2 separate regions of the Homo sapiens genome follow, and region 2 is linked to region 1. The links are chromatin loops, found by intact Hi-C in ENCODE. Cell type or tissue: lower leg skin. All regions are shown on one strand. Links, peaks and the distances in the headings refer to the core of each region. The heading gives the core; the rest is flanking DNA.

Region 1 (16,680 bases), core at 3,955-11,954:
GATGGCAAGAGCTATCGGGAGCTCATCTGAGTGGACTACATAAAGAACAAATCAGTCCAAGACTTCTCAGGATATAATTCAGTGACAGTAGAAATCTTTACACATTCTCTGCACATGTGTGATCTGCTAATAAATACATTTCTGTCCTAGCAGTGGGCCTACATGCCCTCCCGAATGTTCTAGGCATAACCAGGAGATTACATTCCATTTTGTGGATGAGAAAAACCGAGGCGAAGGGAAGCCGAGTAATTTGTGCCAGCTTCCACAGCAAGAAAGCAGAGAAGCTGGGGATTCAAACACAGGTGTGTCAAACATGAAAGCATTTACAAGATGCAGTCTCTATTAAATACACACATAGACACACAGGCACGCGTAGACACACACACACACACACACACACACACCCACCCACACCATGAAAGCATATGCTTTCCTTACAAAATCACACTGCCTTTGGGAGGGGAGAGAAGAGAGGGAGGATTGAGAAGTGGCATTTCAGGTGGATTGTGACCCTGGGCCAGCTTCCCTCAGAGGAACTGAGAGGGAAGGACATTACAGAGGGAATAGCCCGCGTAAAAGGAGTGGTGATGTGGTCAGGTTTGGCAGCATAGAACACTTATGATAGAAGGGAACAAGGCTGGAAAGGTACACTGGGCCTGGAGGCAAAGGACCTCGAATGCCAAAGGAAGAAGTTATATTTTATTCTGCAGGCAGAGCCTTTTTTTTTTTTTTTTTTTTTGAGATAGAGTTTTGCTCTGTTGCCCAGGCTGGAGTACAGTGGTGAGATCTCGGCTCACTGCAACCTCTGCCTCCTGGGTTCAAGCGATTCTCCTGCCTCAGCCTCCCAAATAGCTGGGATTACAGGCATGCACCACCACACCCAGCTAATTTTTGTATTTTTAGTAGAGACAGGGTTTCACTATGTTGGCCAGGCTGGTCTCGAACTCCTGACCTCAGATGATCCACCCTCCTCGGCTTCCCAAAGTGTTGGGATTACAGGCATGAGCCACCACACCCAGCTGTAGAGCCTTTTAAAAATTAATATTATTTTAATTGACAAATCACTGTATACATTTATGGAGTACAATATGATATTTTGTTATATGTATACAATGTGGAGTGATTAAACAAATTAACATATCCATCACCTTGCCTACCTATTTTTTTTATGGTGAGACATTTGAAACTTACTCTTGGTTATTTTGAAATATATGATACATTATTATTGACCATAGTCACCCTGCTGTGCAGTAGATCTCAAAACTTATTGTTCTTGTCTATTTAAATCTTTGTACTTTTTGATCCGCAGCTCCCACTTCCCTCCCTTCCCACTCCTCCAGCCCCTGATAACCAAATTTTACTCTCTACTTCTATGAGTTCAGCCTTTTTAGATTCCACATATAAGTGAGATCATGCAGTATTTGTCTTTCTGTGCCTGACTTATTTCACTTAATATAACATCCTCCAGATCTACCCATGTTCTTGCAAATGAGATAAAGCTGTTTAAGCAGGGTAGTAACATAAGCATTGATAAAAGGCAAAGCTGTAAATAGTAACAGTCTAATAATAATAATAATTCTCTGGGGCAGGATTTTTCAGCTTGAATAACAAAGATTATAACTCAGGTGGCATCTTTAGCGATGAACTTGGGTCTATATCCAAATTAAACAATATAGTGGATTGTCCTATATATTTTTCTTTTTCTTTTTTCTTTTTTTTTTTTTCTTGAGACAGAGTCTCGCTCTGTCACCCAGGCTGTAGTGCAGTGGTGAGATCTCAGCTCACTGCAACCTCTGCCTCCCGTGTTCAGGTGATTCTCCTGCTCCAGCCTCCCAAGTAGCTGGGATTACAGGCACACGTCACCACAATGCCTGGCTAATTTTTGTATTTTTAGTAGAGATGGGTTTTCACCTTGTTGGCTAGGCTGGTCTTGAATTCCTGACCTCAAGTGATCCGCCCGCCGCGGCCTCCCAAATTGCTGGGATTACAGGCATGAGCCACCAAGCCCAGCCTGATTTTCCTATTTTTTTTTGTTATTGTTGTGTGGGTATTTGAGATTTTAAACAATGGTGAGAGATACAGAAACTCAACCCACAAACCCAAGTATGTTGTTTTGGCATGCATGTCACTAGACTGGAAATGAAAACATGGAGCTTTTGTGTTTGAAGACAACAGCCGTTGTGTTTATCCAACTATATTAAATGACAGAGCAAAAGACAGGAAACAAGTTAAATATCCATCAAAAGGGTTAAAGTATGGTATGTCCATGTAATGGCAAATTATGCAGTTATTTAGAAAGTGATGTAGAGCTGTATGTGTTGATAGGGAAAAATGGCCACTATACATTATTATTAAGTGAAAAAGAGAATTATAAAGAGTATGAGTAGGCCGGGCACAGTAGCTTACACCTGCAATCTCAGCACTTTGGGAGGCCGAGGTGGGTAGATTGCTTGAGCTCAGGAGTTGAAGACCAGTCTGGGCAACAGGGCAAAATCTCATCTCTATAAAAAATTAGCCGGGGTTGGCGGTGCATAATGGTCCCAGCTACTTGGGAGGCTGAGGTGGGAGAATTACCTGAGCCTAGGGAGGTTGAGGCTGCAGTGAGCTGTGTTCATGCTACTGCACTCCAGTCTGGGTGACAAAGTGAGAACCTGTCTCAAGAAAAAAAAAAAAAAAAGAATGTGAGTATATAGAGTATGGCAGTATGTGCAGCAAGAGGATGCATTGGTTGAGCCTTATGAAATTGCCGACATGCAGTAATTTCTAACCTATGAGAATGGCAATTTCATATGGTTCAACTTTTTACGTACGTATGCTTGAAATCTTCATTGCTGGATACTTCATAATGGTATTAGTGAGTTTAGAGGGCAGGTATAGGAATTTTTATTTTCCACCATATTCCCTTCTTTCTGATTTATTTTATTTTATAGGACTGCTCAGCTAATCAACTCCCCTTGCTCCGATTCCACACTCACCATTTAACTTCTGGATGTAATTTTGCCTACATGCAGAGAAAATGATCACCAGCAAACGTGATCATCTTGTGCTCCTGACAACTATATTTCTCGCTGTAAAAAATATAAAAAGGATGTTTTTAAAAAAGGATTTGGATCATGAAAACCAAATAGACATTCATTTTAATTAATTTTCCGTTTGTAAACCCCAGGTTGAGTACTATTATTGGATAAAGGCAGTGGAAGCTACCAAGTAAAGTGAGTCAGAAAGGAAAGTTTCTGGTGTTCATGAGGGCGCCAACTGAATCAATGGGTTATAATTTCACTGTAATTTTCCTCTCGTTCCACCCTTGTTGAGGTGACTCACAAGCTATAAACATTCTTGGACAATTATTTCAGGATGGCTTTGTTGTTAGCATTGAAAGAAAACATCTTTATTTTTTCTTTTAAAAATCAGCTTTATTGAGGTATATTCCACATCCGGTAAAATCCACCAGTTTAAAATGTTCAGTTTGATGAGTTTTGAAAAATATATATGATCATGTAACCGTGACTACCATCAGGATATCATTTTCCATCTCTCTAGAAAGTTTCCTTGTGCCCTTTTGCAGTTAAACCTATAACCTTGCTAAATTTATTCATTCTAGTAGCCTTTTTTTTTTTTTTTTTTGGTAGAGCCTTTGGAGTTTCTACATAGACACTCATACTGTCTTTGAATAAAGAGAGACTTGCCAGGTGTGGCGGCTCACACCTGTAATCCCAGCACTTTGGGAGGCCGAGGTGGGCAGATCACTTGAGGTCAGGAGTTTGAGACCAGCCTGGCCAACATGGTAAAACCTCGTCTCTACTAAAAATACAAAAATTAGCCGGGCATGGTGGCACATGCTTGTAATCCCAGCTACTTGGGGGCTGAGGTAGATTGCCTGAACCCGGGAGGTGGAAGTTGCAGTGAGCCAAGATCTTGCTACTGCACTCCAGCCTGGGTAACAGAGTGAGACTCCATCTCAAAAAAAAAAAAAAAAAAAAAAAAAAGAGAGAGAGAGAGACTTTACTTCCCTTCTAATCTGTATGTTTTTTGTTTTCTTGCTTATTGCATTAGCTAGCACCTCCAGTACAGTGTCGAATAGAAGTGGTGAAAGCTGACATTCTTGCCTTGTTCTTGATCTTAGGAGGAAAGTACTCTGAGCTTATCAAAGTGTGGGGTCAATATTGTACCAGGTCATACTTCACACCTCACATCTTTTACTTTACACTTAGTACTTTTCATTTCACAGTTAGTATTTTTCACATCCCACTTACTGACCAATTCTTTCTTGAATCCAATCTAATCAGGCTTCTACTTCTACCACCTAATCAAGATTTCTTTTCAAGGTTGCTCATCTTCTCTATGTTGCTTAATCAGTTGCCCCTTATTTTCCTTGACCTATCAGCAGCATTTGTCACAACAATGACTCTCTCCTCCTCAAAAGATTTTTTTTCACTTGGATTTCCAGACACTATGCTCACCTTCTGCTTCTCGTAAAGTCCACTTAGTCTCTGTTGCATATTTTCCTTCGTCTCCTGGGATATAAACACTGGGGCACTGTAGAGCTTGGCATATAAACACTGGGGCACTGTAGAGCTTGGTTCTGGGATCTTTCCTTTTTTTTTTTTTTTTTTTTTTTTTGAGACGGAGTTTCACTCTTGTTGCCCAGGCTGGAGTGCAATGTCATGATCTTGGCTCACTACAACCTCCGCCTCCCGAGTTCAAGCAATTCTCCTGCCTCAGCCTCCCTAGTAGTTGGGATTATAGGCAGGCGCCACCACGCTTGGCTAATTTTGTATTTTTAGTAGAGATGGGATTTCTCCATGTTGGTCAGGCTGGTCTTGAACTCCTGACCTTAGGTGATCCGCCTGCCTCGGCCTCCCAAAATGCTGGGATTTCAGGCATGAGCCAACGCACCCAGCCGGGATCTCTTCTTTTTATAGACACTTTCTTTCTTGTTGATCTCATCCAATCTCTAGCTTTATATGCCATCCATACACTGACAACTTCAAAACTTTTATTTCCAATCTAGACCACTTCCTTGGAATCTAGACTCATGCCTCTAACTGCCTAGTCAACATCCTCACTTCAGTGTCTCATATGAGCTCAAGCTTAACATGTCCAGTGTCCAACTCCCAATATTCTCCCTAAAACCAGGTCCTCCTACATTCTTCCCATCTCAGTAAATGGCAACTTGATCTTTCCACCTGCTTAAGCCAAAAACTTCAGAGACATCCTCACTTTTTTTTTTTTAGACAAAGTCTCACTCTGTCATCCAGGCTGGAGTGCAATGCTGTGATCTCAGCTCACTGCAACCTCCGCCTCCAGGGTTCAAGTGATTCTTGTGCCTCAGCCTCCCAAGTAGCTAGAATTACAGGCGCCCGCCACCACATCTGGCTAATTTTTGTATTTTTTCTTATTAGTAGATGGGCTTTCACATGTTGACCAGGCTGATTTCAAACTCCTGACCTCAGGTGATCCACCTACCTCGGCCTCCCAAAGTGCTGGGATTACAGGCGTGAGCCACCACGCCCAGCCCATCCACGCTTCTTCTCTTTCAATGCCATGTCTAATTTATAAGCACCTACTATAACCTTTACCTTCAAAACATCTTACATCTTGTTGTCTCCATTGTTTTCACTTTGATCAAAGCTACCATTATCTCTCATCTGGATTATTACAACAGCCTCCTAACCCAGGCTCCCCGCTTACATCTTTGCCACCCTAAAGTATTTTCTCAATAGAGCAGTCACAGTGGCTTTACAAACAGATCATATGTCACGACTGTGCTTCTTGCCTTCCGGCAGTTTCCCATCTTATTCAGAGTAAATACCAAAGTCTTTGCATTGGCCAAGAAGCCCCTCCAAGATATGCTTCTCCTGCCACTAACTTCCCTGGAATATCTCCTTTCTTTCTCTTGCAGTTAATTGCTGCTACACTGGCCCCCTTGCTGTTCTTTGGACATGGCAGGCATGCTCCTGCCTTAAGGCATTAGCACCTGTTGTTTTCTTCATCACTAATACACCTAGATTCCTCTTCTCTGTAAGTCCTTTGATCTAGTGTCACCTTCTCTATGAGGCCTTCACTGATCTCCTCGTTTAAAATTGCACCCCCATGACACTTTATATTCCTTTCCTCATTTCTTCCCACACATGTATCTAACATCCTAGTTTACTATAATTATTTATTTGTTGCCCCTCACTAGAAAACAAGCTCCATAAAAACAAGACATTTTGTGTATTTTGTTTACTGCCACATCCCCAGTGCCTAAGGACAGTGCCTGGCACATCACTGTGCTCAATAAATATTTACTAAATGAATCAATGACTAGTTTCACTGCCATATTGACTGGTCTGTTTGTACCTGTACCCACTGTCTTTGCCTGCCCTCCCATTAATCCTTTTCTCTCTCAAATCCAGCTCTTCCTCTTGTTCTCCTGGGCCCTTCCTCTCCCTCTTCTCATTACCTTTGCTTCTGCTGTTATTGCTTCTTTTTCACCCTCAATCTCTCTGTTTCCACAATGGACTGTCTTCCATCTCAGAAAACAAGAATTCTCCTTTGATACCACATCCTCCCTGAGCTCTACCTCCATTTCTCTGTTCTGCTTTATGATTCAGCTTCTCAAACAGGCTGTCTACATTCTCTACCTCTCTAACCTCATCTCTGACCACTCCTCCCCCGACTGACTATGCTCTAGGCTCACTGATGTCTTTTCTACATACCAAGCCTTCCTACCTTGAAGCTTTCAGCTGCTTTCCCCTGAGCACCCCACCTAGCTGCCTTAGTCTCATTCTTCATGCCTCAACTCTTTTGACAGGGCCTTTTCTGACACCAGTTTCCCATCTTCCAGCAGTTTCCCATCTTATTCAGAGTAAATACCAAAGTCTTTGCATTGGCCAATGCAAGTACTTTCTACCTTATAGCAATTTTAGCACTTATCATAATGTAATTATCCTATGCAAATATTTATGTTAGCTCCATGAGAGCAAGCACCTTGTTTTGTTCACTACTGTATTTCTAGGGTTTGCTGGTGCCTGGAACAGAAGTTCATTAAGTGTTGAATGAATGAATGTATGAGTTTCCAGTGATGAGATGACTTAAAGCTAGCTGCTGACATATGCAAATAAATATAAATGCATGCGCAGTACTGCCCTTAGAAGCACTGTTTCTTTCTTCTTCTTCTTTTTTTTTTTTTTTTTTTTTTTTGAGACTGGGTCTCACTCTGTCAACTAGGCTGGAGTGCAGTGGCACAATCATGACTTACTACTTGGACCTTCCTGGCTCAAGCCATCCTCCCACCTCAGTCTCAGGGTCCATGCCACCGTGCCTGGCTTTTTTTTTGTATTTTTTGTAGTGACGGGGTTTCACCATGTTCCCAGGCTGGTCTCAAACCCCTGGGCTTGGCCTCCCAAAGTGCTGGGATTATAGGCGTGGGCCACCGCACCCTCCTTAGAAGCATTGTTTCTAACAGTAAAAAATTGGATATATGGTGGGGAGAAATACCTATCAATAGGGGATTGGGTAAGTAAATTATAGTACATTTACACAATGGCACACTATTCAGCTGTAAGAGAAGTTAATGTAGATTTATATGTATTGCAATGACGAATTGTCCAAGATCTTCTGTAAAGCAACACACAACACTCAAAACACAAGTTATTGAATGGGGTGTACAGCCAGCCCATCATCATAGCGTAAAATTTCATTCCTGTATCTTACATGTATCTGTACAAAGCTAGGTATCTAGAAATTATTTATCAAAATATTAGCAGTGATTTTCTCCAGGTTGTGGAGTTTCAGGTAATATTAATTTTTTTCTTAGTAGTTTTTGTATTCTTTAAATATTTTATGGTAAGTATGTGATGATTTTATTTCAGCAGTTACATTTCAGTCACTTGGCCACTGGAAATTCATCACTAATCCATTCAATACTATTGAACCTCTACTCTGTTTAGGCACCACTAGACCCTAGAGCATGCACTGATATTTCTTTCCTATGTGTTTATATACAACTTCATTTCAGAACTTTTTGGGGCTGACCACACCATCTACTTATTCTCACTTTGGAGGTAAGAATGACTTGATGAAATAAGATAGTTTGTATGGCATGTACCAAATTGGCACTTGGGGAGTTCACTGGATGTCAATTGCTTCCCTTCTCCTCCAGGGCACTATTTTTGCTGCATCCACAGTTAAATAACACTGTATCACAATGCAATCCAAGGAGCAGGAGGGAGGGTCTATTATTACAAACCATCACTGTTGAACCAATGAACTACTGGGTGCCTCTTGATGCTTCTGCCTCCTTGTATCGGATGCTCTTTGAAAGCCGACACCAGTTGTAGACATCCAGTGAATATGGGTAAACTTGACTTTCTTTATCACAGAATAGTTGTCATTTTCAAATGAAGAATCCTGGAGACCAGAGGAGGTACAGCATTTAGAACAACAGACCCCTTTCCAAACAAGTGCCAATGTGTTCTCTTGGCTGCTGTGGTGCTTCTCAAAATTTTCCACAGGAGAGGGAATTGTATCAAGGGGCATCTAGTGGTATCCTCCAATGCAGTTATTAAAGTCAAATAGTATCTTTGAAGTTATCTGTATTTTTTTCATTTTTATAAAAATGGGTTTATTTAAAAATAAATCTATAAAAGTAGAAATACATTGCCTTAAGAATCTGAATTTTGCATTCTATTCCACAGAGTCTCACTCTGTCTCCCAGGCTGGAGTACAGTGGTGTGATCTCAGCTCACTGCAGCCTCTGCCTCCCGGGTTGAAGTGATCCTCCTGCCTCAATCTCCTAAGCAGCTGAGATTACAAACATGCACCACCATGCCTGGCTAATTTTTGTATTTTTAGTAGAGACTGGGTTTCACCACACTGCAGAGCAAACATGGCATCCTGGGACCCATCCCTACCATTAAGAGTGTTTCCCTACAGAACAGGAGGTGCAAATTGGGCTGACATTCCAAAGGGCAAAATCAGCGGCAAACAGCTACTAGGTTCTTAATGTAATGTAATGTAATGTAATGTAATGTAATGTAATGTAATGTAATGTAATGTAATGTAATGTATAGTAGGTTCTGAGTGAGTAATACAGAGATAACTGAAGGAGCTGTTCATACATAGCTTCAAAAAAAAAAAAAAAAAAAGGTCCAGTAGGCCAGACGCGGTGCCGCAAGCCTGTAATCCCAGCACTTTGAGAGGCCGAGGGGAGTGGATTACCTGAGGTTAGGAGTTTGCAACCAGCCTGACTAACATGGTGAAACCCAATCTCTACTAAATACACAAAAAATTAGCCAGGTGTGGTGGTGCATGCCTGTAATCCGAGCTACTTGGGAGGCTGAGACAGGAGAATTACTTGTACCTGGGAGGCGGAAGTTGCAGTGAGCCGAGATCGCGCCACTTCACTCCAGCCTAAGCAATAAGAGCGAAATTCCATCTCAAAAATAAATAAATAAATAAATAAAATAAAAAATAAAGAAAATGGTCCAATCAAACCTGGTTGTAGATGCCTATGGTTTGTGGAAACATGTATCATTATGACTGACCCCTTTATAAACCACAAGTTTTTGATATCTTAATAAAGATCAAATTCTTGACCCTTTATATTACCTCATGAATATTTTTTAAAGAGTTTTAAAATTTAAAATTTAAAGTTTAAAAATCTAAATGGTTATGATCCAGATATTTGAGGGCCACTGTCCCAGGCACAGTCTCACCAGCCTCCTGGGCATGGTGGCTCATGCCAGCACTTAGGGAGGCCAAGGCAGGAGGATCACCTGACCCCAAGAGTTTGAGACCAGCCTAGGCAACATAGTGAGACCCTGTCTCTACAAATAAGAATAATAATAATTAGCCAGGAGTGGTGGTTCCTGCCTGTAGTCCCAGATACTTGGGGGGTGAGATTGTGCCACTGCACTTTAGTCTACGTGCAGAGTAAGATCCTGCCTCAAAAATAAATAAATAAATAAAATTTAAATGCAATTTAGGACCTATAAAAAAATAAAGGCAAGTCCTAATGGGAGCTTCTAGGGAATTCTGGAAGTCCAATTTAAATACAGTATACCTGATATTATATACGAAGAGAGGAATATATGTATCAGTGACAATGATCCCCCTTTTGGTTTATTGTGTAGTATCTCGGGAGCTGCTTGATCTATTCCTCCCTCTGCCTCCAGTACATACATAGTTGAACAAAAATTAACAGAAATAATCTCCTTCTTTAAAGTCCTTCTGTGGTTCCAAGCTCCTTTACATGGCCTATATGACCTTACCTCCTGACTCTCCTTCACATACCCGCCTCTTTTATCAATAATTTTCAAACTGTAAGTCATGGCCTATTCATGTGATTGTGAAATCAGCTTTAGTCACTAGTTATTTTCAGAGTAGTAGATAACAAAACAGAAAAGAGAATGTGTGGACCACATAGCATCATTTTGTAAAATGTAAGTTTGAACAAATATGGCCTTCCGGGAGCCATCCACATAAGGAGTTCTTCCCTAGACAACAGGAAATGTAAATTGGGATGACAGTCCAGAGGGTAAAATCAATGGCAAAAGGCTACTAGGCTTTTTTAATGCAATGTGGTCCTAAGTGAGTACCAAATACCAGAGATAACCAAAGGAGCTGTTTGTACACAGCTTCAAAGAAAATGATCCAGCATATATGTGTGTGTGTGTATGTGTGTGTATGTGTGTACCAGCTCATGCTGGCAGATTCTATTTCTTTCTCTAGGTTATGATCCAGATATTTGAAGGCCACTGTCCCAGGCACAGTCTCACCAGCCTCCTCACCTTCCCTGCCTGCTCTTTCATAAAACTACAGGCCTCTACATGGGCAAAGTATTTCTCCTCATGAAACTGGAAATCATTGCTCTTTGTTTTTGAGTCCCCTTAAGCATGATTTCCAAGGTGAAAACTTTGCTCATCTCCAGGTGATTAGCAATTAGTTACACAAACCTTTTTCACAGCCCCTTCTCTTCCTGTAAGCTCCTGAAAGGACTGTCCATTGCCTTACTCATTTTTGTAACTTCAGTGCTTAGCACAGTCAACTAATGAGGGTTCAATAAATACAGTCATGCACTGCATAATGATGAACTGAATATATAACGGTGGTCTGGTAAGATTATAGTGGAGCTGAAAAATTCCTATTGCCTAGTGATGTCACAGTGTAACACATGACTCACATTTGTGATAATGATAAATGGCTGTTACTGATTTATGTATTTACTATACTATACTTTTAATCATTGCTACAGAGTGTACGCCTACTTATAAAAAAAGTTAACTGTAAAACAGCCGGAGGCATGTCCTTCAGGAAGTATTTCAGAAGGCACTATCACAGGAGATGACAGCTCCATGTGTGTTATTGCCCCCTGAAGTCCTTCCCGTGGGACAAGATATGGAGGTAGAAGACAATGATATTGATAACCCTGACCCTGTGTAGGCCTAGGCTAATGTGTGTGTTTGCATGTTAGTTTTTAATGAAACAGTTTAAAAATTAAAAAAAAAACTAAAAATAGAAAAAATCTTATAGAATAAAGAAAATATTTTTGTATAGCTGTGCAATGTGTTTGTGTTTAAAAATAAAGTGTTATTATAAAAGAGTCAATCATGCCCCTGAAATCCCAGCTACTTGGGGGTAGGGGACTGAAGTGGGAGGATAGGTTGAGCCTGGGAGGTGGAGGCTGCAGTGAGCCATGATTGTGCCACTGTACTCCAGCGTAGGTGACAGAGTGAGACCCTGTCTCAAAAAAAAAAAAAAAAAGTCAAAAAGTTAAAAAAATTAAAGTTTATAAACTAAAAAATTTACAGTAAGCCAAGGTTAATTTATTATTAAAGAAAAAATTTAAAATAAATTTAGTGTGACCTAAGTGTACAGTAAAGTCTACAGTAGTGTAATGTCCTAGGCCTTCACATTCACTCACCACTCACTGACTTATCCTGAGAAACTTCCAGTCCTGAAAGCTCCATTCAGTGTAAGTGCCCTTTGCAGGTGTACCATTTTTTATCTTTTATACCATATTTTGACTGTACCTTTTCTATGTTTAGATACACAAATACTTAACAATGTGTTACAATTGCCTACGGTATTCAATACTATACAGGTTTGTAGCCTAGGAGGCTTAGGCTACACCATCTAGTCTAGGTGTGTATTTGTGTAAGTACACTCTATGATGTTCTCACAACGATGAAATCCCCTAACAATGCATCTCTCAGACTGTATCTCAGTCATTAAGCAACGCATGATTGTTGAATGAGTTCTTTTTTTTTTTTGAGATGGAGTCTTGCTCTGTTGCTTAGGCAGGAGTGCAGTGGCGCCATCTTAGGTCACTGCAACCTCCACTTCCCAGGTTCAAGTGATTCTCCTGCCTCAGTCTCCTGAGTAGCTGGGATTACAGGCGCGTGCCACCATGCCCGGCTAGTTTTCATGTATTTTTAGTAGACACAGGGTTTCACCACGTTGGCCAGCCTGGTCTTGAACTCCTGACCTCTGGTGATCTGCCTGCCTCGGCCTCCCAAAGTACTGGGATTAAAGGCATGAGCCACCGTGCCCGGCCAATTGTTGAATGAGTTCTAAGCTCACTTAGCTGTTATTTACTTTTTAAACACTAGAAGCCTGAAAAGGAATCTCTTAAAGTAAAACTTTAAAACACATTCTTTCTACCACATGGCCAGGTTGCAAATAAGAAGCACCAAAAAAAAAAAAAAAAAAAAAAAAAGAAAGAAAAAAAACACATTCTGCTAAAACTTGGAATTTAATGAATTTTACTCACTACAGTTATACTCATTTTACATTAAAGTAAAAAAGAAAATAGCCAGGAGAGTAATTCATCTCCAGAAAGCAGTTTAAAGTTATTGTTTTTATTATTTTTATTTGCTACCAATATTTTTATTGTAAGAAATACAAAAGGTATTACAAATATACAAACTATTTGCTCTTTTTGCCTCATTCAATTTAGCTTTCACATAAGTGAACACATTGGACAGTGATATTTCAACACCAATTTTGAAAAAAACAATGAACTTCATCATCTGACAATAAATACCTACATTTTCATTCTAGCACCCAGTAAGACATCCAGTTTCCAAAGGATTATTGGTATGCAACCCTCTGAATTTTCTGACATGTTACCTTTGCCACTGCAACAGAAACACCACTGCAGTTCTCCCTTTCCCAATAAGTCAGAGTAAGGGGCAGGTAAGAATGGCTATCTGACTTCAGAAACCCTGGGTCACAAAGCATCCCTTACTTGAGCTACTTTTAAAACCAGATTTTTAATGATAGGGTACTTAAAGTTTTGGTGGTCCTTGAATGACATATTTTACGTTACATATTTACCCTACTTTTCTATTCTCCTCCTCAGATAGGAAGGGTATAGATAAACTGGCTATATTTTCATCTGCCTCTTGGGAAAGGAGCAAGAGCATTCAGCTCAGAGCATTCTGAAGACAGTAGCCTTAGAGATAAGCTTTCTTTCTTTCTTCTTCTTTTGCTTCAAGAGGGCTTTCTGTGTGTAATGGAGGGATGGTTGCTAGAGTGAGACAGCCCTTCCCCTCTTGCTATGTCTATACCATACCTGAGGCCATTTTTCTTAGAGGGCAAAAACGTTAGAATAGGTAGGAAGGTTCTTGCTTTCAGAGAGCTGTGCTGCACCCACAGGGTGGACCCGACAGGCCACTGTGGTAACTCTCAATCTGTGTACAGAGAAAAGAGAAGCAACATCTGATACAAAGTCACCTGCCAACATTCTTATAAGACTGTGTCCCAGGCAGTGAATTTCCACACTGCTTCTTGGGTCTGCAGAACTCAAAGCACCAAAACAGAGCATTCTGTAGCAATATAAGCAAACGGAATAAGAATAATTATGCACCTTTAAGGAACATGCACCCTTATAAGTCTGTACCCTGATATGAAAATAGCAGAATGAATTTCAAGTATGAAGAAATACAGTAAAAGTGTGGCCTGTAGATGGAGAGAAAACAGCAGCCTGGAATGTGGTTTATATTCTTGATTAGTTTTTCTCTTGGTACCACAGCCAAAACTGAATGCTCTGTACAATGACTTGGTTTAAAAATCAAGATGCATACAAAGATGCTAGAGGCATTTCTAATGGGTGCCATGAGCACAGTCTGTGCCCAGCATCAGGAACCATCTCTAGATGAATGTGGCTAGGTCAAGTTGGGAGTGGTGGCCAGGCCTAGACAGGCACACCTGTGGTCCATGATGTGGAGGAAGATGGAGAGCACCATGTGGACAAGCCAGGATGGTAGCAGGGAACACTTTAGTGGTAGAAAGGAAGAGATACAGGGGACAGAGATGTAGAGGTGTGGGGATGTTGGTCATCTTGGGCTGGTTCACACAGCCTAGATGAGTATCTGATATACACAATTTCTACATTTCTAGAACCATGATTTCAAACACAGAAACTAACAAGTCAAATTTCCAAATTAGATTTTTTTTTTTTACTTTCAAAACATTTTCTATTATAAGTCAGAAGGAAAAAAGCTTACTGTATGTGACAGTCTTCCTGAAACCTAAGAGAAAGTTTTAACCAGGCCCTATGGCAATGCAGAAACACTAATACATTTTACAGTGAAAACCTACTTTAACACATCTCAAAATGATAATCGTATAAAACTTTCTAGTTCTAATTTGCACTCTACGTGAACCAATATTTTTCTTTTCTTAACACATACTGCTCTTCTATACCAAACACTTGCCCTTTAACCTTCAGATAAAAACCTCAAATACCAAAAAATGCAACAAGCTTTTGAGGTGTTGGGAATTGTTGGTTGTTAAAATCCCTTTTATTTTATAATAAATTATACAGGCAATCCTTGCTTTTTATTACCACACTGGATTGCTTCTGTACACAGCTAAGTTGCCTGAAGCATGGAAACTTGGACTTCTCCATCTGACACGTTCTGGAAGCCTCAAGGCACAAGCTGACAGTTCTGCTTCTACAGAAAAACTCTCACACTGCTCTCCTCTCAACAGTACTGCCTGTTCCCACTACTCCACATGACACCTACGAGGGCACTACATCACGTGAGGGAAGCTTCTTCATGAGGGCAGACAAGAGGAGGCACCACCCAGGCACTGGTCTCTGCCTGGCATCTATTCCGAGGGCCACCTGGCACAGTTTCTAAATTAAGGCATATCTAAAATGCTTTTCTACCTTTAGTTTTTATTTTTGCTATATTTTTGCACTCTACTATATGCATATTTAATAAAAACAACTACAAAGTCCTTTACTTTAATTCCTTTACATAATGATAAAACACCTAGATACCCAAAATACTACATCTATATATTCAAATCTACTAATCATGTTACAAATGCATGCAGCTTATTTGGGGGCTTAGTCTAATTTTTATTTTCTTAGGTCCATCAATACCATGATAATGAACATTAGATGCAAAATCCTAACACTTTCTGCCTTCAGTTGTACTTTCACAGGACTAGTGTGATTCAGAAATAAATAACATACATGAATAATAATAGAAATAATTTATGCAAATGTAGAACAACTTGAAAAAAAATCCCCCGCCTGTCAGGTGCTGTTCCTGGGGGTAGCTGATGCTATAAATTCCATGTACTAACTAATATATTTACTACAGGTAATAGGAAAACAAATGAATAAAAAGTGAGGAACTATGATATACATGTGTATATTTTTGCAAACACAGGATCAGAATGAAAAGATATATCATGCACTGTGAGGTTTAAGAAATGTATTACTGCTGGGATTTGTTTTATTATTCAGACTTTAAGATCAAACTGAGAGTTGTTGGTGATCACAGAAATATTGCTAGCTGATACATATTATTGCATTTCATAAAACTTAAGATTAGAAACTTTCAAGTAAGGGTACAACGGGTATCTTCAGAACTTTAACCTAAGCACATCAACGGAATTTTTCTAGGGACCACAGAGAGTTAGAAATTAAATAATTGTGTGGCTCTATGTGTGCTGATTAGTGCTACAGTCATAGTTCTTGGCAGTCAATATGTAGTTATATGCCCCCTTTGAGAAAAACCTACATTTGACAATCCAAACTCCTAAAATTGAGAAAGGGTTATTTGTGTGACCAAACAACTCACACGGAAGATTCCTCTCAACATGAAAATCCCCTGCTACATGAGATAATTTGTTTACATACCTTTAATTACCTAACAAAGAAAAAGAGAGAAAAGAAACTGGAAGCTAAAGAATTGAGAGCTTTTGCCAACTGAAGACGAAGCAGAAAATAAACTTTTCAAAACAAAACTTTTCCAGGCATATCTTTCACCATCACATATATAGAATGATGGAAAATAAAAAAATAAAAAAAAATTCCTGCAATTATACATCTTTTCTTTAAAAAAACAAAAACAAAAACAAAAACTGAGCTTAGCGCCTGAGAGATGCGGGGTAGACAGCTTCACACAGGGCAGCTGCTACCGCATCTCTTTTTACCCGAACTTTCGGAGAATTGTGTTGTACTTATTTATGCACAGAAGACACCCGTTTGCTACTAGGGACATTTTTCTTCCTAAGATTTGCAGAACAGATGCCTCTGAGACAGCAGCAGGGCACTCTGACCTCGGAAAGCAGCCCGCGGGGCCGCACATAATTTCAGGCACCGGCAGGTGAGTGGGAGGCGGGGCCCCAGCCCGGCCTCGCCCACTGCCTCTCTCCTGCCAAAGGGGCGGG
Region 2 (16,680 bases), core at 2,978-10,977, 470 kb after region 1:
ATGAGCAGCCAGTGAGGTTGGGAGAAAATCGAGAGAGTGAGGTGTCTTGATAGCCAAGTGGAGAAAATATTTCAGGAAGGAGGAAGTGATCATTTGTGTTAAATGCTGCTGAGAAGCAATCTTATAGCAATATTTCCAATGGAGCAATAGTGGTTATAGATTAAAGCGTGTTCAAAAGAGAATGAAAAGAAGGAAGACAGACAGTGAATTTCAGTAAGTTTTTGGAGTTTTTCAATAAAGGGCTGTAAAGGTGAGGAAAGGCATGGATATGCTATTTGGAGAAATGAGTCAAGACAGGATTTCTATTTAAACGTTTCTTTTAAAATTTCAAAATATACATACTGAAAAGAGTACTACACTTATATATATAGTTTTAAAATAGTTATAAAGATACTACTCATCTCACTACTAGCTGAATCAAGAATAGAACATTTCAATACCAAGAAAATACGAACGTCCTGTTTTTCCCAGTATGCCTACCCCTGTAGGAAGATTTACCTTAATGGTAGTCATTTCCCTGCTTTCCATTACTTCCTGCCCATGTAAAGTTCCCTACAACATACAGTTTTGTTTTTTTTCTTATATATAATATATATGGGATCATAATGTATATTCTTCTGTGTAAAAACACAGGTGTTTTTTTCACTCAATATAATGTTTGTAAGGCCTATATTGTTAATGAATCTAATTTTAAAAATTTTAATTGCTATATAAGTAACTAGAGCTTGTATGTTCTACACTATAATAATTTATTTCATCTTTGATTAGCACTTGGATTGTTTTGTGATTTCGGCAATTAGAAATGATGCTACAGGAGACTCGTTCTCACCTAAGGAGATTTTGCTTCCTAGGAGACATTGGTCAACGTTTTGAGACTTTTCTTATTGTAACAACTGGCAAGTGCTACTGGCATCTAGTAGGTAGAAGTTGGAGTCCTGCTAAACGATCTACAACGCACAGGACAGCCACCCATGACAAAGAATTAACACACCTATAAAGTCAATAGTGCTGAGCTTGACAAACCCTGCTCTGGGTTATATTGTTGGGAGAGAAATTGCTGGCTGATAAAGTATATTTATCTTCAAACTTATACAATACTACCATTCTGTTTTCTAGAGTGATTGTATCAATTTACACTGCCATCATCAGAGTGGGAGGCTTCCCGATGCTGTATATCTGCACCAGCGCTAAATATCACCAGCTTAAAAATATTTTGCTCCAGGCACGGTGGCTCACGCCTGTAATCCTAGCACTTTGGGAGGCTGAGGCGGGTGGATCACAAGGTCAGGAGATGGAGACCAGCCTGACCAACATGGTGAGACCCCGTCTCTACTAAAAAATGCAAAAATTAGCTGGGCTTGGTGGTGTGCACCTGTAATCCCAGCTACTCGGGAGGCTGAGGCAGGAGAATTGCTTGAACACAGGAGGTGGAGGTTGCAGTGAGCCGAGATCGCGCCACTGCACTCCAGCCTGGGTGACAGAGCAAGACTTCATCTCAAAACAAACAAACAAACAAAAAAACAAAACTATTTTGCCAATCTACAAAGGACATGAACAGATGCTTCTCAAAAGAAGACATACAACAAACATGAGAAAATGCTCAACATCACTAATTATCAGAGAAATGCATATCAAAACCACAACGAGATACCATCTCACACTACTCAGAATGGCTATTACTTAAAAAGTCAAAAAAGAACAGATGCCGGTGAGGCTGTAGCGAAAAGGGAACACTTAAACACAGTGTTGGTGGGGATGTAAATTAGTTCAGCTCTATGGAAAATAGTTTGGAGATTTCTCAAAGACCTTAAAGCAGAACTATCGTTTGACTCAGCAATCGCATTACTGGGTATATACCCAAAGGAAAACAAGTCATTCTACAAAAATGACACATGCACATATATGTTCATTGCAGCACTATTCACAACAGCAAAAACATGGAATCAACCTAGGAGCCCAACAGTGGTGGACTGAATAAGGAAAATGTGGTACATATACACCATGGAATACTACACAGCCATAAAAACAGTGAAATTGTGTACTTTGCAGCAACATGGATGTAGCTGGAGGCCATCCTTTTAAGAGAATTAACGTAGGAACAGAAAACCAAATAGTGCATATTCTCACTTCTAAGTTGGAGCTAAACATTGGGTAAACATGGACATAAAGAAAGGAACAATAGACGCTGGGGTCCATGGGCTGAGGGTAGCAGGGAGTGCAACAAGGGTTGAAAAACTACCGAGTGGGTGCTATGCTCACTACTTGGGTGACAGGATCATTTGTACCCCAAACCTCAGTGTCAGGCAATATACCCATGTAACAAACCTGCACATGTACCTCCTGATCTAAAATAAAAGTTAAAATTACATAAATTATCTTTGCCAATCTAATTAATTATATTTCATCAGAGTTTTAATTAGTATTTCATTATTAGCTAATGGGGTTAATCACTTTTACAAGTCTTTGTTGGCCAGGTTGATCAATTTTAAAAATTGGCTTATCTTCCTCATCCTCATTTATTTGTAGGTATTCTTTATATAATCTGGCCTCTGGACAGTTGTTGGTTATAGGTTGTTCATATCTTCTCTGTGGCTTGTCTCTGTATTCTTATGTGATTTTTTTAATGTATAGAAATTCCTAATTTTAAATAACAAATATTTCTCTTTAGTGCTTTTTGTGAGGTGCTTAAGAAATCCTTATGTACCCCAGATTCATGATGATTCTCCTAAAATCTTTGGCATTTTACCTTTTTCATTTAGATCTTTAAATCACCTGGAAATGATTTTTGTGTAGGGAGTGTGATATAGTGTTCAATTTCACTTTTTCCATATGGATAACAAATTTACCTTTTATGACTTATTGGAAAATCTGTTCTGCTATTCCACCTTTCTCATAAATCAATAATCCATATATATGTGAGGCTTGGTTTATGGTCTGGTGAATCTGTCCCATTGGTCTATTTTGCAGGTTCAGCCCTCCAGGAAGCAGACTTTGAGACTCTGATAGAAGGGAGTTTGTTAAGGAGGGTGATTGGGATCAACACATGTGGAAGGGAAGGAGCGAAAGCAAGATTGAGCAGAGGGAGAAGCTGGGCTGCAATTCAGTCTCAACAAAGCCTCAGTTGACCATATGGGAAAATGAAGACAAGGTGGTTACTGAGAGTTGTTCAGAGTCGGGATGAGGGGGGCATAGCCTTTATATTCCATATCAATTATTGGATACAGGCTCTTTTCAGCTGAAATAAATAATTTATTCTGGCAGCACACCCAGCTTCTGGGAAAATAAGCTCTTTGATCCCAAAGGGATTTCAGCGGTACATCACAACATTCACTACAGCCCACCTCTTGAGCTGCTTGGATTTATTTCTTCATTTGAGGAGCAGATCTTCTAGGATTCTGGAAGACCTCTTTTAGAAACCAGTAGGAGGAAAGCGAATGGGACAAACTACAACCCTTGCAATGTAGGCATTCTTAGGACTGAAACTGATACTCGTAATCTTGCCTCTCTGCTCTCTATTCTAGATTTTCTCACCCTCATCTAGCATCTCTGCTGGTCTTGGTGGCTAACTCAGTGTTACAAAACCTTAAACCTTGAGGGTTCTGAATCCTTGGTTACCATGCCCTTCTCAGGCCGTGACTGCTGCAATCGTTCATCTACTGTCAAAATTGGCAACAGGGTACTGATTCACCCAAAGATATCACTTACATGCAAAACATTCTTCTCTGCTATCACTGTATAACAGCAGCTTCACCTCTCCTGATGGCAGGGTCAATACCCATTGCTGTAACTCCTCTCTTACCTGCTGACCTTTGACACAGATGTTCAAGTGGCTTGAGCAGCAACCATAGCTTTTGTTTCAGTGCAACTCTTGCTGTGTGTCAAGCACTGTGGAGGGTCTGAAATTTTACATTACTTGCAAGCTAACAAGTTAGCTTGCTGTAGTTTCACAGACCATAGTGGAAGACTTAAGACTCCAATTCCTAAAGGGCAACATGAAAAAGACCAGGTAACACTTGCACATGCTGTCGGTTGCATTCTAGGAGAGCAATCCCAAGTGTAGGAAATCTGAATCTTTTATAATGGTTAGCAAGCCTCCTGAGGGAGACACTATTTCCAAAACTGTTCACTGTAAAAATAATCTCAAGAAGATATTCTGGATCAAACAAAGTCAGTGCCACTTCTCAGAACAGCTTCAGAAACACAAGAAACCCATGGAGAATTTTCTCCTGGCACTATTGTTGTTTTATGTTTTGCTTTTACATGTTATAAACCTCACAGTATTTTAGTCATTGTATTTGCTAGAAAAAGTAATTTTCTTTAAAAAATATTTTATATTTTAAAATTCTCTATTACCTATTTTAAAAATTATTTGTGGTGCTCTCTGTATCGTTCTGTAGATCAAAATTTCCATTTGGTATTATTTCACTTTAGACTGAAGAATTCTCTTAGCCCTTTTTTTTTAGTTTTGAATCTGCTGGCTATGGATTATTTTAGATTTTATTTACCAGAAAATATATCTTTCTGGATACATTTTTGAGGAATTATTTTTTTTTTTTACTGGATATAGAATTCTAGATATAGAATTCTGGATATAGTATTTTTTCTTTCAGCATAAATTTTTTTTAACCTAATAATTTATTTAATTCTCCTCAAGTAGAGATTATTTTTCTCCCTTTTATTTTTAGTTGACATGTAATAATTGTACATATTTATGGGATACAGAGTGATATCTCAATACATGTAAACAATGTGTAATGATCATATCAGGGTAATTAGCATACTCATCACCTTAGACATTTATCATTTCTTTGTTTTGGAAAGATTCAAAATTCTCTCTTCTAGCTTTTTGAAAATGTACAGTAGATTACATTACAGTTAACCATATTTGCCCATCAGTGCTATAGAACACTAGAACTTATTCCTCCTATCCAGCTGTAATTTTGTATCTGTTAACTCTCTTCCTATCCCCCCCTCCACCCTATCCTTTCCAGCCTGTAACAACCACAATTCTACTCCCTATTTCTATTAGCTCAACTTTTTAAAGCTTCCACATATGACTGAGAACATGTGGTGTTTATCTTTCTGCGCCTGACTTACTTCATTTATCATAATGTCCTCCAGGGTCATCCACATAGCCATGAATAACAGGATTATATTACTTTTTATGACTGAATAGTATTCCATTATATGTATATACCACATTAACTGGATCCGTTCATCTATTGATGCACATTTAGGTTGATTCCATATCTTGGCTATCATGGCTAATGTTTCAATGAACATGAGGGTGTAGATATTTCTTCCATATACTGACTTTCTCTCCTTTGGATAAATACACAGTCATGGAATTGCTGGATTATATGGTAATACTATTTTTATCTTTTTGAGAAGACTCCATACTACTTTCCATAATGGCTCTACTAATTTACATTACCAGCAACAGTGTATAAGGATTCTCTTTTCTCCACATCCTCACCAGCATTCATTTTTTTTTGTCTTTTTGATAAGAGCCATTCTAAATGGGGTGAGATATGACCTCATTGTGGTTTTGATTTACATTAATCTGATAATTAGTGATGTTGAGTATTTTTCATATACTTCTTAGGCATCTGCATATCTTGTTTTGAAAAATATCTATTTAGATGCTTTGCCCATTAATCAGATTTGTTTTGTTATCGAATTTCTTTCTTTCTTTTCTTTTTTTTTTTTTTTTAGGCGGAGTCACATTCCATCGCCCAGGCTGGAGTGCAGTGGCGCTATCTCGGCTCACTGCAAGCTCCGCCTCCCAGGTTCACGCCATTCTCCTGCCTCAGCCTCCCGAGTAGCTGGGACTACAGGCGCCCACCATCACATCTGGCTAATTTTTTTGTATTTTTAGTAGAGACGGGGTTTCACTGTGTTAGCCAGGATGGTCTCAATCTCCTGACCTCGTGATCCGCCCACCTCGGCCTCCCAACATGCTGGGATTACAGGCGTGAGCCACTGTGCCTGGCCTATTGAACTTCTTTAGTTCCTTGTATGTTCTGGATATTAGACTCTTGTTGGGTAAATAGTTTGCAAATATTTTCTCCCATTTTAGGTTATCTCTTCACTCTATTTGATTATTTTGTTTTTTTATGCAGAAGCCTTTACACTTGATATAGTCCTATTTATCTATTTTTTTTTTTGGTTGCCTGCGCTTTTGAAGTCTTACTCATAAAATATTTGTCTAGGCCACTGTCCTGAAGTGTTTCACCTATGTTTTCTTCTAGTAGTTTTATATTTTTGAATATTACATTTAAGTCTTTAATCCATTTTCAGTTGATTTTCATATATGGTGAGAAATGGTGGTCTAGTTTCATTCTTCTGTATAGGGATACCCAGTTTTCCTAGCATCATTTATTGAAAAGGCTGTCCTTTCACAAATGTATATGTTCTTGGTGCCTTTGTCAAAAACATGTTGGCTGTAAATAATGTGGATTTATTTGTGGGTTTCCTGTTTTGTTTCATTGGTCTGTATGTCTGTTTTTATACAAAATACCATGTTGTTTTAGTTATTATAGTTTTGTAATATATTTTGAAGTCAGGTGGTGTGATGTCTCTAGTTTTGTTCTTCATTCTTAGTGTTGCTTTGATTATTCTGGGTCTTTTGTAGTTCCATATGAACTTTAGGTTTTTTTTTTCTATTTCTGTGAAGAACATAATTAATATTTTTATAGGGATTGCTTTGTATCTGTAGATTGCTTTGGGTAGTACAGTTGTTATAACAATATTAATTCTTTCAATCCATGAACATGGGATGTCTTTCCATTTGTTTATTTCCCCTTCAATTTATTTCATCAGTGTTTTATAGTTTTCATCGCAGAAATCCTTCACTTTCATAGTTACATTTATTTCTAGGGTATTTTCCTTTTTTTGCAGGTACTGCAAATGGGATTGATTTCTTGATTTCTTTTTCAGCTGTTTCATTATTGGTGTATAGAAATACTATTGATTTTGGTATGCTAATTTTGTATTCTGCAACTTTACTGACTTTATCAGTTATAAGAGTTTTTTGATGAAATCTTTAGGTTTTTCTATATATAAGATTATGTCATCTGCAAAAAGGGACCATTTAACTTTCTCTTTTCTAATTTTGATGCCCTTTATTTCTTTCTCTCACCTAATTGCTCTGGCTAGGACTTCCAGCATTATTTTGAGTAAGAAAGGTAAAGTGGGCATCTTTGTCTTGCCCCAGTTCTTACAGGAAAGGCATTCAACTTTTTCCCATTCAGTATGATGTTAGCTGTTGGTTTGTCATATATGGCCTCTATTGTGTTATGATATATGCCTTTTGTTCCTAATTTGTTGAAAGTTTTTACCATGAAGGGATGTTGAATTTTTCAAATGCTTTTCCATCTATTGAGATGATTATATGGCTTTTGCCCTTCATTCTGTTTACATTATGTATTACATTTATTAATTTATGTATGTGGAACCATCCTTGCATCCCTGGGATAAAAGTCATTTGCTCATTGTATATTATCTTTTTAATGTATTATTGGATTGATTTCATTGCAGATTTTTGCATCTATGTTCATCATGGATATTGCCCTGTAGTTTCTTTCTGGTTGCATCCTTGTCTAGTTGTGATGTCAGGGTAATGCTGGCCTCATAGGATGAGATAGGGTGAATTCCCTTCTCTTCGTTTTTTTTTTTAGAATAGTTTGAGGAGAACTGGTGTTAGTTTCTTGTGAGTTTGGTAGAATTCAGCAATAAAGCCATCTGATTCTGGACTTATTTTTTAGGGGGGAATTATGTTACTGATTTGATCTTATTACTTGTTATTGGTCTGTTCAGGTTATCTATTCTTTCTGGTTCAATCTTGGTAGGTTACAGGTATCCTACTCATTAATGGTCTGTTCAGGTTTTCTATTCTTCCTGGTTCAATCTTAGTGGGTTATAGGTATCCAGGAATTTATCTATTTTCTCTAGATTTTCCAATAGTTTGACATACAGTTGTTCATAATTGTCTTTAATGATTGTTTGAGTTTCTGTGGTATCAGTTGTAATATCTCCCTTTTAGTTTCCAATTTTGTTTATTTTTTTCTGTTTTTTTCTTAGACTAGCCAGGGGATTGTCAATTTTATATATCTTTTCAAAAAACAAAACTTTTGTTTTGTTGATCTTAAAGATCTTTTAAGTCTTTATTTTGTTTAGTTCTGTTTTGATCTTTATTATTTATTTCCTTCTACTAATTTGGGGTTTGGTTTGTTCTTGCATTTCTATTTCCTTGAAGTGTGTTGTTGTTTATTTATTTATTTATTTTATTATACTTTAAGTTTTAGGGTACATATGCACAACGTGCAGGTTAGTTACATATGTATACATATGCCATGTTGGTGTGCTGCACCCATTAACTCGTCATTTAACATTAGGTATATCTCCTAATGCTATCCCTCCCCCCTCCCCCACCCCACAACAGGTCCCAGTGTGTGATTTTCCCCTTCCTGTGTCTATGTGGTCTCATTGTTCAGTTCCCACCTATGAGTGAGAACATGGAGTGTTTGGTATTTTGTCCTTGGTAGTTTGCTAAGAATGATGGTTTCCAGCTTCATCCATGTCCCTACAAAGGACATGAACTCATCACTTTTTATGGCTGCATAGTATTCCATGGTGTATATGTGCCACATTTTCTTAATCCAGTCTATCATTGTTGGACATTTGGGTTGGTTCCAAGTCTTTGCTATTGTGAATAGTGCCGCAATAAACATACGTGTGCATGTGTCTTCATAGCAGCATGATTTATAATCCTTTGGGTATATACCCAGTAATGGGATTGCTGTGTCAAATGGTATTTCTAGTTCTAGATCCCTGATGAATTGCCACACCGACTTCCACAATGGTTGAACTAGTTTACAGTCCCACCAACAGTGTAAAAGTGTCCCTATTTTTCCACATCCTCTCCAGCACCTGTTGTTTCCTGACTTTTTAATGATCACCATTCTAACTGGTGTGAGATGGTATCTCATTGTGGTTTTGATTTGCATTTCTCTGATGGCCAGTGATGATGAGCGTTTTTTCATGTGTCTGTTGGCTGCATAAATGTCTTCTTTTGAGAAGTGTCTGTTCATTTCCTTTGCCCACTTTTCATGGGGTTGTTTGTTTTTTTCTTGTAAATTTGTTTGAGTTCATTGTAGATTCTGGATATTAGCCCTTTGTCAGATGAGTAGATTGCAAAAATTTTCTCCCATTCTGTAGGTTGCCTGTTCACTCTGATGGCAGTTTCTTTTGCTGTGCAGAAGCTCTTTAATTTAACTAGATCCCATTTGTCAATTTTGGCTTTTGTTGCCATTGCTTTTGGTGTTTTAGACATGAAGTCCTTGCCCATGCCTATGTCCTAAATGGTATTGCCTAGGTTTTCTTCTAGGGTTTTTATGGTTTTAGGTCTAACATTTAAGTCTTTAATCATGTTGAATTAATATTTGTATAAGGTGGAAGGAAGGGATCCAGTTTCAGCTTTCTACATATGGCTAGCCAGTTTTCCCAGCACCATTTATTAAATAGGGAATCCTTTCCCCATTTCTTGTTTTTGTTCAGGTTTGTCAAAGATCAGATGGATGTAGATATGCGGCATTATTTCTGAGGGCTCTGTTCTGTTCCATTGATCTATATCTCTGTTTTGGTACCAGTACCATGCTGTTTTGGTTACTGTAGCCTTGTAGTATAGTTTGAAGTCACGTAGCGTGGTGCCTCCAGCTTTGTTCTTTTGGCTTAGGATTGACTTGGCAACGTGGGCTCTTTTTGGTTCCATATGAACTTTAAAGTAGTTTTTTTCCAATTCTGTGAAGAAAGTCATTGGTAGCTTGATGAGGATGGCATTGAATCTATAAATTACCTTGGGCAGTATGGCCATTTTCATGATATTGATTCTTCCTACCCATGAGCATGGAATGTTCTTCCATTTGTTTGTTTCCTCTTTTATTTCATTGAGCAGTGGTTTGTAGTTCTCCTTGAAGAGGTCCTTCACGTCCCTTGTAAGTTGGATTCCTAGGTATTTTATTCTCTTTGAAACAATTGTGAATGGGAGTTCACTCATGATTTGGCTCTCTGTTTGTCTGTTATTGGTGTATAAGAATGCTTGTGATTTTTCCACATTGATTTTGTATCCTGAGACTTTGCTGAAGTTGCCTATCAGCTTAAAGAGATTTTGGGCTGAGACGATGGGGTTTTCTAGATATACAATCATGTTATCTGCAAACAGGGACAATTTGACTTCCTCTTTTCCTAATTGAATGCCCTTTATTTCCTTCTCCTGCCTGATTGCCCTGGCCAGAACTTCTAACACTATGTTGAATAGGAGTGGTGAGAGAGGGCATCCCTGTCCTGTGCCAGTTTTCAAAGGGAATGCTTCCAGTTTTTGCCCATTCAGTATGATATTGGCTGTGGGTTTGTCATAGATAGCTCTTATTATTTTGAGATACGTCCCATCAATACCTAATATATTGAGAGTTTTTAGCATGAAGTGTTGTTGAATTTTGTCAAAGGCCTTTCCTGCATGTATTGAGATAATCGTACGGTTTTTGTCATTGGTTCTATTTATATGCTGGATTACATTTATTGATTTGCATACATTGAACCAGCCTTGCATCCCAGGGATGAAGCCCACTTGATCATGGTGGGTAAGCTTTTTGATGTGCTGCTGGATTTGGTTTTCCAGTATCTTATTGAGGATTTTTGCATCGATGTTCATCAGGGATATTGGTCTAAAATTCTCTTTTTTGTTGCGTCTCTGCCAGGCTTTTGTATCAGGATGATGCTGGCCTCATAAAATGAGTTAGGGAGGATTCCTTCTTTTTCTATTGATTGGAATAGCTTCAGAAGGAATGGTACCAACTCCTCCTTGTACCTCTGTTAGAATTCGGCTGTGAATCCATCTGGTCCTGGACTTTTTTTGGTTGGTAAGCTATTAATTATTGCCTCAATTTCAGAGCCTGTTATTGGTCCATTCAGGGATTCAACTTCTTCCTGGTTTAGTCTTGGGAGGGTGTATGTGTCAAGGAATTTATCCATTTCTTCTAGATTTTCTAGTTTATTTGCATAGAGGTGTTTATAGTTTTCTCTGATGTTAGCTTGTATTTCTGTGGGGTCCGTGGTGATATCCCTTTTATCATTTTTTATTGTGTCTATTTGATTCTTCTCTCTTTTCTTCTTTATTATTCTTGCTATCAGTCTATCAATTTTGTTGATCTTTTCAAAGAACCAGCTCCTGGATTCATTGATTTTTTTGAAGGGTTTTTTGTGTCTCTATTTCCTTCGGTTCTGCTCTGATCTTAGTTATTTCTTGCCTGTTGCTAGCTTTTGAATGTGTTTGCTTTTGCTTCTCTAGTTCTTTTAATTGTGATGCTAGGGTGTCAATTTTAGATCTTTCCTGCTTTCTCTTGTGGGCATTTAGTGCTATAAATTTCCCTCTACACACTGCTTTAAATGTGTTCCAGAGATTCTGATATGTTGTGTCTTTGTTCTCGTTGGTTTCAAAGAACATCTTTATTTCTGCCTTCATTTCGTTATGTACCCAGTAGTCATTCAGGAGTAGGTTGTTCAGTTTCCATGTAGTTGAGCGGTTTTGAGTGAGTTTCTTTTTTTTTTTTTTTTTTTTTGAGACGGAGTCTCACTCTGTGGCCCAGGCGGGAGTGCAGTGGCTCAATCTCGGCTCACTGCAAGCTCCGCCTCCCGGGTTCACGCCATTCTCCTGCCTCAGCCTCCTGAGTAGCTGGGACTACAGGCGCCCGCCATCACGCCCAGCTAATTTTTTTTGCATTTTTTTAGTAGAGACGGGGTTTCATCGTGTTAGCCAGGATGGTCTCGATCTCCTGACCTCGTGATCCGCCCGCCTCGGCCTCCCAAAGTGCTGGGATTACAAGCGTGAGCCACCGCGCCCGGCCTTGAGTGAGTTTCTTAATCCTGAGTTCTAGTTTGATTGCACTGTGGTCTGAGAGACAGTTTGTTATAATTTCTGTTCTTTTACATTTGCTGAGGAGTGCTTTACTTCCAACTATGTGGTCAATTTTGGAATAAGTGGGATGTGGTGCTGAGAAGAATGTATATTCTGTTGATTTGGGGTGGAGGGTTCTGTAGATGTCTACTAGGTCCGCTTGGTGCAAAGCTGAGTTCAATTCCTGGATATCCTTGTTAACTTTCTGTCTCGTGGATCTGTCTAATGTTGACAGTGGGGTGTTAAAGTCTCCCATTATTATTGTGTGGGAGTCTAAGTCTGTTTGTAGGTCTCTAAGGACTTGCTTTATGAATCTGGGTGCTCCTGTATTGGGTGCATATATATTTAGGAGAGTTAGCTCTTCTTGTTGAATTGATCCCTTTACCATTATGTAATGGCCTTCTTTGTCTCTTTTGATCTTTATTGGCTTAAAGTCTGTTTTATCAGAGACTAGGATTGCAACCTCTGCTTTTTTTTGTTTTCCATTTGCTTGGTAGATCTTCCTCCATCCCTTTATTTTGAGCCTGTGTGTGTCTCTGCACATGAGATGGGTTTCCTGAATACAGAACACTGATGGGTCTTGACTCTTTATCCAATTTGCCAGTCTGTGTCTTTTAATTGGAGCATTTAGCCCGTTTACATTTAAGGTTAATATTGTTATGTGTGAATTTGATCCTGTCATTATGATGTTAGCTGGTTCTTTTGCTCGTTATTTGATGCAGTTTCTTCCTAGCATCGATGGTGTTTACAATTTGGCATGTTTTTGCAGTGGCTGGTACCGGTTGCTCCTTTCTATGTTTAGTGCTTCCTTCAGGAGCTCTTGTAGGGCAGGCCTGGTGGTGACAAAATCTCTCAGCATTTGCTTGTCTGTATTTTATTTCTCCTTCACTTATGAAGCTTAGTTTGACTGGATATGAAATTCTGGGTTGAAAATTCTTTTCTTTAAGAATGTTGAAGATGGGCCCCCACTCTCTTTTGGCTTGTAGAGTTTCTCCCAAGAGATCTGCTGTTAGTCTGATGGGCTTCCCTTTGTGGGTAACCCGACCTTTCTCTCTGGCTGTCCTTAACATTTTTTCCTTCATTTCAACTTTGGTGAATCTGACTATTATGTGTCTTGGAGTTGTTCTTTTCGAGGAGCATCTTTGTGGCATTCTCTGTATTTCCTGAAGTTGAGTATTGGCCTGCCTTACTAGATAGGGGAAGTTCTCCTTCATAATATCCTGCAGAATGTTTTCCAACTTGGTTCCATTCTGCCCGTCACTTTCAGGTACACCAATCAGATGTAGATTTTGTCTTCTCACATAGTCCCTTATTTCTTGGAGGCTTTGTTCATTTCTTTTTAATCTTTTTTCTCTAAATTTCTCTTCTCGCTTCATTTCATTCATTTGATCTTCCATCACTGATACCCTTTCTTCCTGTTGATCCAATCGGCTACTGAGGCTTGTGCATTTGTCATGTAGTTCTTATGCCATGGTTTTCAGCTCCATCAGGTCCTTTAAGGACTTCTCTGCATTGGTTATTCTAGTTAGCCATTAGTCTAATTTTTTTTCAAGGTTTTTAACTTCTTTGCCATGGGTTCGAACTTCCTCCTTTAGCTCGGAGTAGTTTGATCATCTGAAGCCTTCTTCTCTCAACTCATCAAAGTCATTCTCCATCCAGCTTTTTTCCATTGCTGGTGAGGAGCTGCGTTCCTTTGGAGGAGGAGAGGTGCTCTGATTTTTAGAATTTTCAGCTTTTCTGCTCTGGTTTCTCCCCATCTTCGTGTTTTTATCTACCTTTGGTCTTTGATGATGGAGATGTACAGATGGGGTTTTGGTGTGGATGTCCTTTCTGTTTGTTAGTTTTCCTTCTAATAGTCAGGACCCTCAGCTGCAGATCTGTTGGAGTTTGCTGGAAGTCCACTCCAGACCCTGTTTGCTTGGGTATCAGCAGTGGAGGCTGCAGAACAGTGGATATTGGTGAGCAGCAAATGTTGCTGCCTGATCGTTCCTCTGGAAGTTTTGTCTCAGAGGAGTACCTGGCCGTGTGAGGTGTCAGTCTGCCCCTACTGGGGGGTGCCTCCCAGTTAGGCTACTCGGGGGTCAGGGACCCCCTTGAGGAGGCAGTCTGTCTGTTCTCAGATCTCTAGCTGCATGCTGGGAGAAGCACTACTCTCTTCAAAGCTGTCAGACAGGGACATTTAAGTCTGCAGAGGATTCTGCTGCCTTTTGTTTGGCTATGCCCTGCCCCCATAGCTGGTGTCTACAGAGGCAGGCAAGCCTTCTTGAGCTGTGGTGGGCTCCACCCAGTTAGAGCTTCCCAGCCACTTTGATTACCTACTCAAGCCTCAGCAATGGCGGGCGCTCCTCCCCCAGCCTCGCTGCCACCTTACAGTTTGATCTCAGACTGCTGTGCTAGCAATGAGCAAGGCGCCGTGGCATAGGACCCTCCGAGCCAGGCGCGGGATATGATCTGGTGTGCCATTTGCTAAGACCGTTGGAAAAGTGCAGTATTAGGGTGGGAGTGACCTGATTTTCCAGGTGCTGTCTGTCACCCCTTTCTTTGACTAGGAAAGGGAATTCCCTGACCCCTTGTGCTTCCCTGGTGAGGCGATGCCTCACCCTGCTTCGGCTCATGCTTGGTGTGCTGCACCCACTATCCTGCACCCACTTTCTGACACTTCCCAGTGAGATGAACCCAGTACCTCAGTTGGAAATGCAGAGATCACCTGTCTTCTGTGTTGCTCATGCTGGGAGCTGTAGACTGAAGCTGTTCCTATTCGGCCATCTTGGCTCCACTGTTGTTGTTTATTTAAAACCTTTCTACTTTTTTGATGGAGGCACTTACTGCCATAAACTTCCTTCTTACTACTACTTTTGCTATATCTCATAGGTTTTGTTATGTTGTGTATGTATTTTCATTTGTTTTGAGAAGTTTTAAAATTTCCTTTTTAATTTCTGTTTTTTTATTTTGTTTTGTTGTGTTTTTGTTTTTGTTTTTTTGTTTTGTTTTTGTTTTGAGATGGAGGCTCGCTCTGTCACCCAGGCTGGAGTGCAATGGTGTGATCTCGGCTCACTGCAAGCTCTGCCTCCCTGGGTTTTACTTATGCCATTCTCCACCTCAGTCTCCTGAGTAGCTGGGACTACAGGTGCCCGCCACCATGCCCGGCTAATTTTTTTTTGTATTTTTAGTAGAGACAGGGTTTCACTGTGTTAGCCAGGATGGTCTCGATCTCCTGACCTCGTGATCTGCCTGCCTCAGCCTCCCAAAGTGCTGGGATTACAGGCATGAGCCACCGCGCCCAGCCCTTTTTTAATTTCTTAATTGACCCATTGGTTGTTCAGAAGCATGTTACTTAATTTCCATATATTTGTATAGTTCTAAAAGTTCCTCTTGTTATTGATCTCTCATTTTATTCCATTGTGGTCTGAGAAAATATTTTATATGATTTTGATATTTAAAAATATTAGTTGAGAATAATTTTGTGGCCTGACATATAGTCAGTCCTGAAGAATGTTCCATGGGTTGATGGGAAGAATTTGTATCTGCAGCTATTGGGTGAAATGTTCTGTAAATGTCTGTTAGGTTCATTTGTTCTATACGACAGTTTAAGTCCTATGTTCCTGTGTTGATTTTCCATCTAGGTGATCTGTCCAGTGCTAAAAAGTGTAGTGAAGCCCGATTATTGTATTGGGCCTATCTCTCTTTTTAATCTCTAATAATATTTGCTTTATATTGTTGGTTGTTCCAGTGTTGAATGCATATATATTTATAATTGTTATATCATTTTGGTAAGTTGATCCCTTTATCATTATATAATTACCTTTGTGTCTTCTTATGACTTTTTGGCTTACTGTCTATTTTGTCATATACAAACATAGCTATTCCTGCATACTTTTGGTTTCTGTTTGTGTGGAATGTCTTATTCCATGCATTTACTTTCAGTCTATGTGTGTCTTTACAGATGGGGTGATTTTCTTACAGAGAGCGTATAGTTTGGTTTTGTGATTTTTAAAAAATCCATTCAGCCAGTCTGTATCTTTTAATTGAAAGAGTTAAACAATTAACATTCAAGGTTATTATTCATAGGTGAGGACTTACACTTGTCATTTTATTAATTGTTTTCTGGATTGTTTGTATAGTTTTGTTCTTTTCTTCTCTTACTGTTTACTTTGTGGTTTGATGGTTTTCTGTAGTGATAATATTTGGTTTCTTTCTCTTTCATGTGTCTGCTCTACCAGTAAATTTTATGCTTTTGTATGTTTTTGTGTTGGTATATATCATCCTTTTGCTTCCAGAGGTAGGATTCTCCTGATCATTACTGGTAGCACTGATCTAGTGGATCTAAAGAATTCCCTCAGTTTTTGCTTGTTTGGGAAAGGCTTCATTTCTCTTTCATTTCTGAAGTATAGCTTTGTTGGGTATGGTTTTCTTGGTTAGCAAGTTTTTTTCTTTCAGCATTTTGAATATTTCATCACTTTCTATATTGGCCTGTAAGGTTTCTGATGAGAAATCTCCTGTTGGTCTGATAATGATTCCCATAGATATGACTTGATACTTTTCTCTTGTTGTTTTCAGAATTTTCTGTTTGTCTTTGATTTTTGACTATAATGTATCTCAGAGAGGACCTTTTTGGGTTGAATCTCTTTAGGAATTTTTGAGCTTCCTGTATCTGGCTGTCTGTATCTCTCTCAATACTTGGGAAGTCTCCAGTTATTTTATGAAATAGGTTTTCTGTGCCTTTTCCC

Evidence for each region. A loop is a pair of places that touch in the nucleus more often than their neighbours do. Peaks named below come from ENCODE experiments on the same cell type or tissue, not always from the same donor. Only the 100,000 strongest peaks of a DNase experiment are listed, where the experiment ranks them.
Region 2: a loop joins it to region 1, with 18 times the contacts of the local background. A loop is called at or near these places in 24 of 110 quality-filtered maps.

Annotation. Positions count from the first base shown.
Region 1 is chr7:92,592,201-92,608,880 of GRCh38, forward strand. It overlaps LOC105375397 (a long non-coding RNA gene), which reads right to left and starts at 8,735. Exons shown (of 3, transcript XR_927744.3): 1 at 8,234-8,735; 2 at 2,976-3,068. It overlaps CDK6 (cyclin dependent kinase 6), which reads right to left. Exons shown (of 8, transcript NM_001145306.2): 8 at 12,721-16,680. RefSeq lists a silencer at 6,644-6,693. In lower leg skin, for the core only: no CTCF peak of the experiment used is centred there; no DNase peak of the experiment used is centred there.
Region 2 is chr7:93,059,223-93,075,902 of GRCh38, forward strand. No RefSeq gene overlaps it. Among named protein-coding and RNA genes, the nearest start is that of SAMD9, 50 kb to the right of the region's middle. In lower leg skin, for the core only: no CTCF peak of the experiment used is centred there; no DNase peak of the experiment used is centred there.